Linked DNA regions of Homo sapiens: region 2 is linked to region 1. The links are chromatin loops, found by intact Hi-C in ENCODE. Cell type or tissue: pancreas. All regions are shown on one strand. Links, peaks and the distances in the headings refer to the core of each region. The heading gives the core; the rest is flanking DNA.

Region 1 (2,911 bases), core at 159-2,658:
CCATGTTGGTCAGGCTGGTCTTGAACTCCTGACCTCAGGTGATCCACCCAACTCGGCCTCCCAAAGTGCTGGGATTACAGGTGTGAGCCACTGTGCCCAGCCTTTTTTTTTTTTCTTCTTTTTTTCTTTTTTTTACAATCACTAGATGAATATTCCCTGCCTGGATGAACGTGGCAAGTTTCATCTTGCCCCGTATTATCAAGAAGTAGAAAATGTCTGCAGTCAAACCTACTAGAGTTCATTTTTAATGCACAGATTGGTTCGTATTTATTGACACAGTGAAACTTTAAATTTTTTTCTGGTCAAACCCATTTACCTTTTCCCTTATTGTTTTAATCTCTGGTTTCGTATTTATTAAGTTCTCCCTTACCCCCAAGATTACATAAATATTCACTGAAATATGCTTCTTGTGTTTTTATGGTTTCATGTTACGTTTGAATCTTTAATCCACCTAGAGTGAAAAACAGAAAGCTAACTTTATTTCATTTCAAGGGATTGGCCATTTGCCCAAACTGTTTATTGAAAAACGCCTATGATTTACACACTAATTTGAAAGGTCATCTTATCGCATATTAAATGCTTACATAACTTCCGGTGGGCATGTGGAGTTCTGATTCTGTGCCACTGCATTCCGGCATCAGGAATTCAATTTTTAAAAGACTTTTAGCTTTAATATCTGATAAGGCAAATCTCATTCCCTGCTGCTCTGGTTTTCTTTTCAAATATTTATTGCCAGAAAATGGACATTTTTGCAATATTGTGTCTTCCTATCCAGGGACATGTATACATATATCTCTCCATTTACTAAATAATTTGTGCTTCTCAGGTAATAGTTGGAGCCCTCTGACTTTAGGTCCTGTATGTGTTTCCTTGTTTAGTTTACTCCTAGGAATTTCTAATTTCTTATTGAATTGTGAATGGGGCCTTTTTTCCCCCAATATATTTTGTTACGACTATTTTGGGGCACTTGGCAAGCCGCAAAGTTTTGTATATTTATTTTGTAACTGGCCACCTCACTGAATTCTCTTTTCAACTTGAATAGCTCCTTTTCCCCTGTGGTTTTCTCTGGATGTTTGACTTCTGTGCCTTTTGTGGCAGAAGCCAGGCTGTCCAGGCTGAGTCCCAGCACTCTTGGGGGGACGGCTGACCCTCCTGGAATGGCCTTAGGAGGAGGCATTGCACCCTCCACTAGCGTTTAAGGATCACTCTCCAAACAAAATATTTTTTCCATGAAGGAGGTTTTTTTTAACGTCAGTTGGTATTTTGGTCAGGAATTACAGAATGTACTTCGCAACAAGTTAAAAACACACTGCTCTTTAAAACCAGGCCTTTTCCAACAAGATCAACAACAAATGTGTTACTTTTCTCACACCTTAGACATGTAGGAAAATGTGTACTCAGGGAGCTGGCCGGGCGCCCGCCTGGGGAGGGTGCCAGGCTGGATGAATGCTCTGGGGCAGGGGCTCTGCTTGTCCTTGTTGGCCAGCCTTTGAGGAGCTAGCTGCTAAGAGTCCCTTCAGAGTCCATGGGCACCCTGGTCCTTGGAGCGCAAGCCAGGGCAGCTGGCAGCCTCCACCCGGAAGGAGAGCTCCACCATGCAGGAGGGCTGGGCACATGTCTGTGTGTTTTGTTTGCATTGTCTCAGTAATGAGCCACATCACACAATGAGGAAGGTGCCTTTTCTCTCCTTTTAAGAAGAGAAACTGAGGCTTCACATGTTTAAAGTAATTTCCTCTAGGCCTTGTAGACGTTCAGGGACAGAACCTGGATTTAAACTCTATTTAATCCAGCGAGTCTCAAAATTTTAGTCTCAGGACCCCTTTTCACTCTTAATAAATTAAATAAAAATTGCTGAGGACCTTTTTTAAATGGTGAGTTACACCTATTGGTATTTAATGTATTTGAAATGAAAATGAAAAGCTTATTTATTTTTATTGATCTATATTAGGTTGTACATATTTTGGGGGTACATGTGATATTCTGATACACATATACAATGTGCAATGATCAAATCAAGGTAACTGGGATATATAAGACCTTAAACATGTGTCTTTTCTTTCTGTTGGGAACATTACAAATCTCTTTTAGCTATACTGAAATATACAAGAAAATATTGTTAACTTATAACACTTGTTCCTTCTACCTAACTGTATGTCTGTATCCCTTAACCAACTTTGGAGGAACTTTTAAAGCCCAGGAACACATGCTGTCAGAGTGGTGACGTCATGGCCCCTGCCCATTGGCTGTCGGAGCAGTGACATCATCATACCTGCTGGAAGTTGCTGCCATACCCCTGAGAGAGAATGAGACAGAAGTAACATGTTAACATTGTCACGAACAGAGTTTTCACCTTGAAGATGCCTTGAAAGTGTATCGGGGCCCCAGAGCTCTCTGGACCACTTTGAGAACCACTCAGTCCTCTAAACTGCTGAAAACTGGTGCCTTTGTGAACACAAATCAGGGCAACTTGGAGTTTCTGTGCTGGAAGGACGGCTTCAGAGGAGCTCATCGTGGCCAGAAAAATGCAGGAGGATGAAGAGGTCAGTGATGAAGAAAGAGCCAGCACACCTCTACTGAGTGACCTCTGTGCAGACAGCATTCCTAGTGCTGTCTGTACTTCCCTCATGATGGAGACACCAGGACCACTGCTGCCCACAGAGGCTAGAGACATGAAGGGGTTTGCCCAAGGTCACACCACACTGGGGAATGGCTCTAGGCGATTGAGCGGGGGGAGTGCCCTGCTGAGATGACCTTCAATTACCTGGCCAGCCCTCGCCAGCCCAGGACAGGCTCCTACCTGGTGTTTTAACCTGATGTTTGGTTGACAAAGCAGGGAGTGTTAGGGCCCAGCCTGTTCTAGCACCTTCTTCATCAATCAGCAAACCTCTAAGCACCTACTCTGCTCTGCAGG
Region 2 (2,863 bases), core at 1-2,500, 82 kb before region 1:
CTCTCTATCAAAGTTCTCTGAGCCCCTGCTGGGCACCAGCGGCCAGTCCAGGCACTGGGGACGCAGCAGAGACATGGAGTGCACTGTCTCAGGGGGAGACAGGCATTAGCTGAACCTTCGCAAGGCGGTGAGTGTCCCAGATGGAGAGAGCAATGGCAGAGAGTGCAGGGGACTCCACTTCCTTATTGGTCAGGATGGGCTGGGGGGGTGGTTGTCTCCTTTCCCACTAGATGGGTGTGAAGTCCAAGGCAGTTAGGCACATGCGGGTGCTCTGGGACCCCAGTGGTCTGCTTCCACTCCACGGATTATCACCAGAGGGGCAGGGCCTTGGCCACCAGGATGCTCAAGCATCAGGGTGCAGGTGAGAGGGTTGCGTTCAAGCCTGTGCCACTCACAGGGCAGTCAAGGCTCAGAGGGGTTTGAGGACTGGAGAGTGGAGGAGCTTTAGGTGGGGAAACAGCTGCGCAGGCAGGCACTTTTTGGTCTTTGACTGTTTTGCCTACATGCTACACTTGCCCAGTTAAAATGCAGGCGGCCTAGTTAAATTTGAATCTCAGGTGAAATAATTTTTAAATGTAAGTGTGTCCTATCCAATATTGGGAACATACTTATATTAAAAATAGTTTATTTTTTAAATCTGAAATTCGAATGTAACTGTTGGCTTGTATTTTTATTTGCGTAATCTGGCAACCCTCTGGAAGCCTCAGCAACATGAGGGTCAGAGGGCAAATGGCTGTTCTACCCCCATTCTGTGACTCAACAGGCGTGAAGCTGAGGTCAGGAGTCCTCAGATGTACAGTGACTCCTATGATGTTGACGGTGGGCTGATTCAGGGCTTTGGCCCTCCTGGGGTCCAGAGAGCCTCCTCGCGCATGCCCTTCTCTCATACTCACCCATACTCAGTTGTTCACAGACATATGTGCTATTTTCCAGGATAATTCTGGAAAATCTGTTTGAAACCAGAAGTGCCCCTGGTTATGCAATGGGCTTGGAGAGGTCTCTTTTGCAAACAGGTGGTGCAATTTCAGAAAACACTCTTGCAGGCACAGCTCTCCTGGGGGATGGAAGCAGGATCCAGGCGTTTGGCAATAGGAGGCTGTGGGCAGGCAGCTGAGGGTGGGGTCAGAGGCCTGCGAGGTGGCAGGTGAGCACTGTCCTTCTGACCAGGCCTCCTGTGTTCCTTTCCTGCAGCCGCCACCGGCACGGCCAGGCCAGCATGGTGGACCACTTACTTCCAGTGGACGAGAACTTCTCGTCGCCAAAATGCCCAGTTGGGTATCTGGGTGATAGGCTGGTTGGCCGGCGGGCATATCACATGCTGCCCTCACCCGTCTCTGAAGATGACAGCGATGCCTCCAGCCCCTGCTCCTGTTCCAGTCCCGACTCTCAAGCCCTCTGCTCCTGCTATGGTGGAGGCCTGGGCACCGAGAGCCAGGACAGCATCTTGGACTTCCTATTGTCCCAGGCCACGCTGGGCAGTGGCGGGGGCAGCGGCAGTAGCATTGGGGCCAGCAGTGGCCCCGTGGCCTGGGGGCCCTGGCGAAGGGCAGCGGCCCCTGTGAAGGGGGAGCATTTCTGCTTGCCCGAGTTTCCTTTGGGTGATCCTGATGACGTCCCACGGCCCTTCCAGCCTACCCTGGAGGAGATTGAAGAGTTTCTGGAGGAGAACATGGAGCCTGGAGTCAAGGAGGTCCCTGAGGGCAACAGCAAGGACTTGGATGCCTGCAGCCAGCTCTCAGCTGGGCCACACAAGAGCCACCTCCATCCTGGGTCCAGCGGGAGAGAGCGCTGTTCCCCTCCACCAGGTGGTGCCAGTGCAGGAGGTGCCCAGGGCCCAGGTGGGGGCCCCACGCCTGATGGCCCCATCCCAGTGTTGCTGCAGATCCAGCCCGTGCCTGTGAAGCAGGAATCGGGCACAGGGCCTGCCTCCCCTGGGCAAGCCCCAGAGAATGTCAAGGTTGCCCAGCTCCTGGTCAACATCCAGGGGCAGACCTTCGCACTCGTGCCCCAGGTGGTACCCTCCTCCAACTTGAACCTGCCCTCCAAGTTTGTGCGCATTGCCCCTGTGCCCATTGCCGCCAAGCCTGTTGGATCGGGACCCCTGGGGCCTGGCCCTGCCGGTCTCCTCATGGGCCAGAAGTTCCCCAAGAACCCAGCCGCAGAACTCATCAAAATGCACAAATGTACTTTCCCTGGCTGCAGCAAGATGTACACCAAAAGCAGCCACCTCAAGGCCCACCTGCGCCGGCACACGGGTGAGAAGCCCTTCGCCTGCACCTGGCCAGGCTGCGGCTGGAGGTCAGTATAGCGAGTGACAGGCCTGGGCAGTGAGCACAGCCACTCATGTCTGCTTACTTGGGTGTGCAGCAGGGCCATTTTCCACCATTAACAGAAGGTAGATGAGGGAGGGGAGGGAGGGGCAGGCGGGTGCAGGCCCAGAGCTGGCACAGTTGCCTGGAGGCTTCCTTGGTCCTCCTGGTTCCTGAAGCCGGAAGCCAACTGGTGTCCAGTTTCCTGATGGCCAGGTAAGGCTTCACTGGCCTGTGCTGCCAGCTGGGTCTCCCCATCCAGTCTGACAAGGGTGGGGATTGAGGGGCTGGCGAGGAAGGATGAGTGCGGTCTAGGGGCCAGGCAGCGGCTCCCTTTGGGCCCACAGCCCCACAGGGTAAGTACCACCATCACTCCCAACTTACATCACAGGACACTAGGGCTCCGACTGGCCAGGTACTTGCCCAAGGTCACTCTGCTTTGTGAATGGGATTTGAACCCAGAGGCCGGATTCGAGAGGTCACATCCTGAAAATGCTGCTTCCCCAACCAGTGGGACTAGCTTCATTCACAGATGTCTCTGGACACATGGGCTG

Evidence for each region. A loop is a pair of places that touch in the nucleus more often than their neighbours do. Peaks named below come from ENCODE experiments on the same cell type or tissue, not always from the same donor. Only the 100,000 strongest peaks of a DNase experiment are listed, where the experiment ranks them.
Region 2: it touches region 1 in a loop (2.7-fold over the local background); 65 of 110 quality-filtered maps call a loop at or near these places.

Annotation. Positions count from the first base shown.
Region 1 is chr3:126,268,896-126,271,806 of GRCh38, reverse strand. No RefSeq gene overlaps it. Among named protein-coding and RNA genes, the nearest start is that of KLF15, 87 kb to the left of the region's middle. In pancreas, for the core only: no CTCF peak of the experiment used is centred there; a DNase peak (open chromatin) is centred at 1,486; H3K27ac peaks cover 2,500 bases.
Region 2 is chr3:126,351,276-126,354,138 of GRCh38, reverse strand. It overlaps KLF15 (KLF transcription factor 15), which reads left to right. Exons shown (of 3, transcript NM_014079.4): 2 at 1,192-2,298. The coding sequence starts at 1,217. Among named protein-coding and RNA genes, the nearest start is that of KLF15, 4.7 kb to the left of the region's middle. In pancreas, for the core only: no CTCF peak of the experiment used is centred there; DNase peaks (open chromatin) are centred at 1,218, 1,518 and 2,198; H3K4me3 peaks cover 138 bases.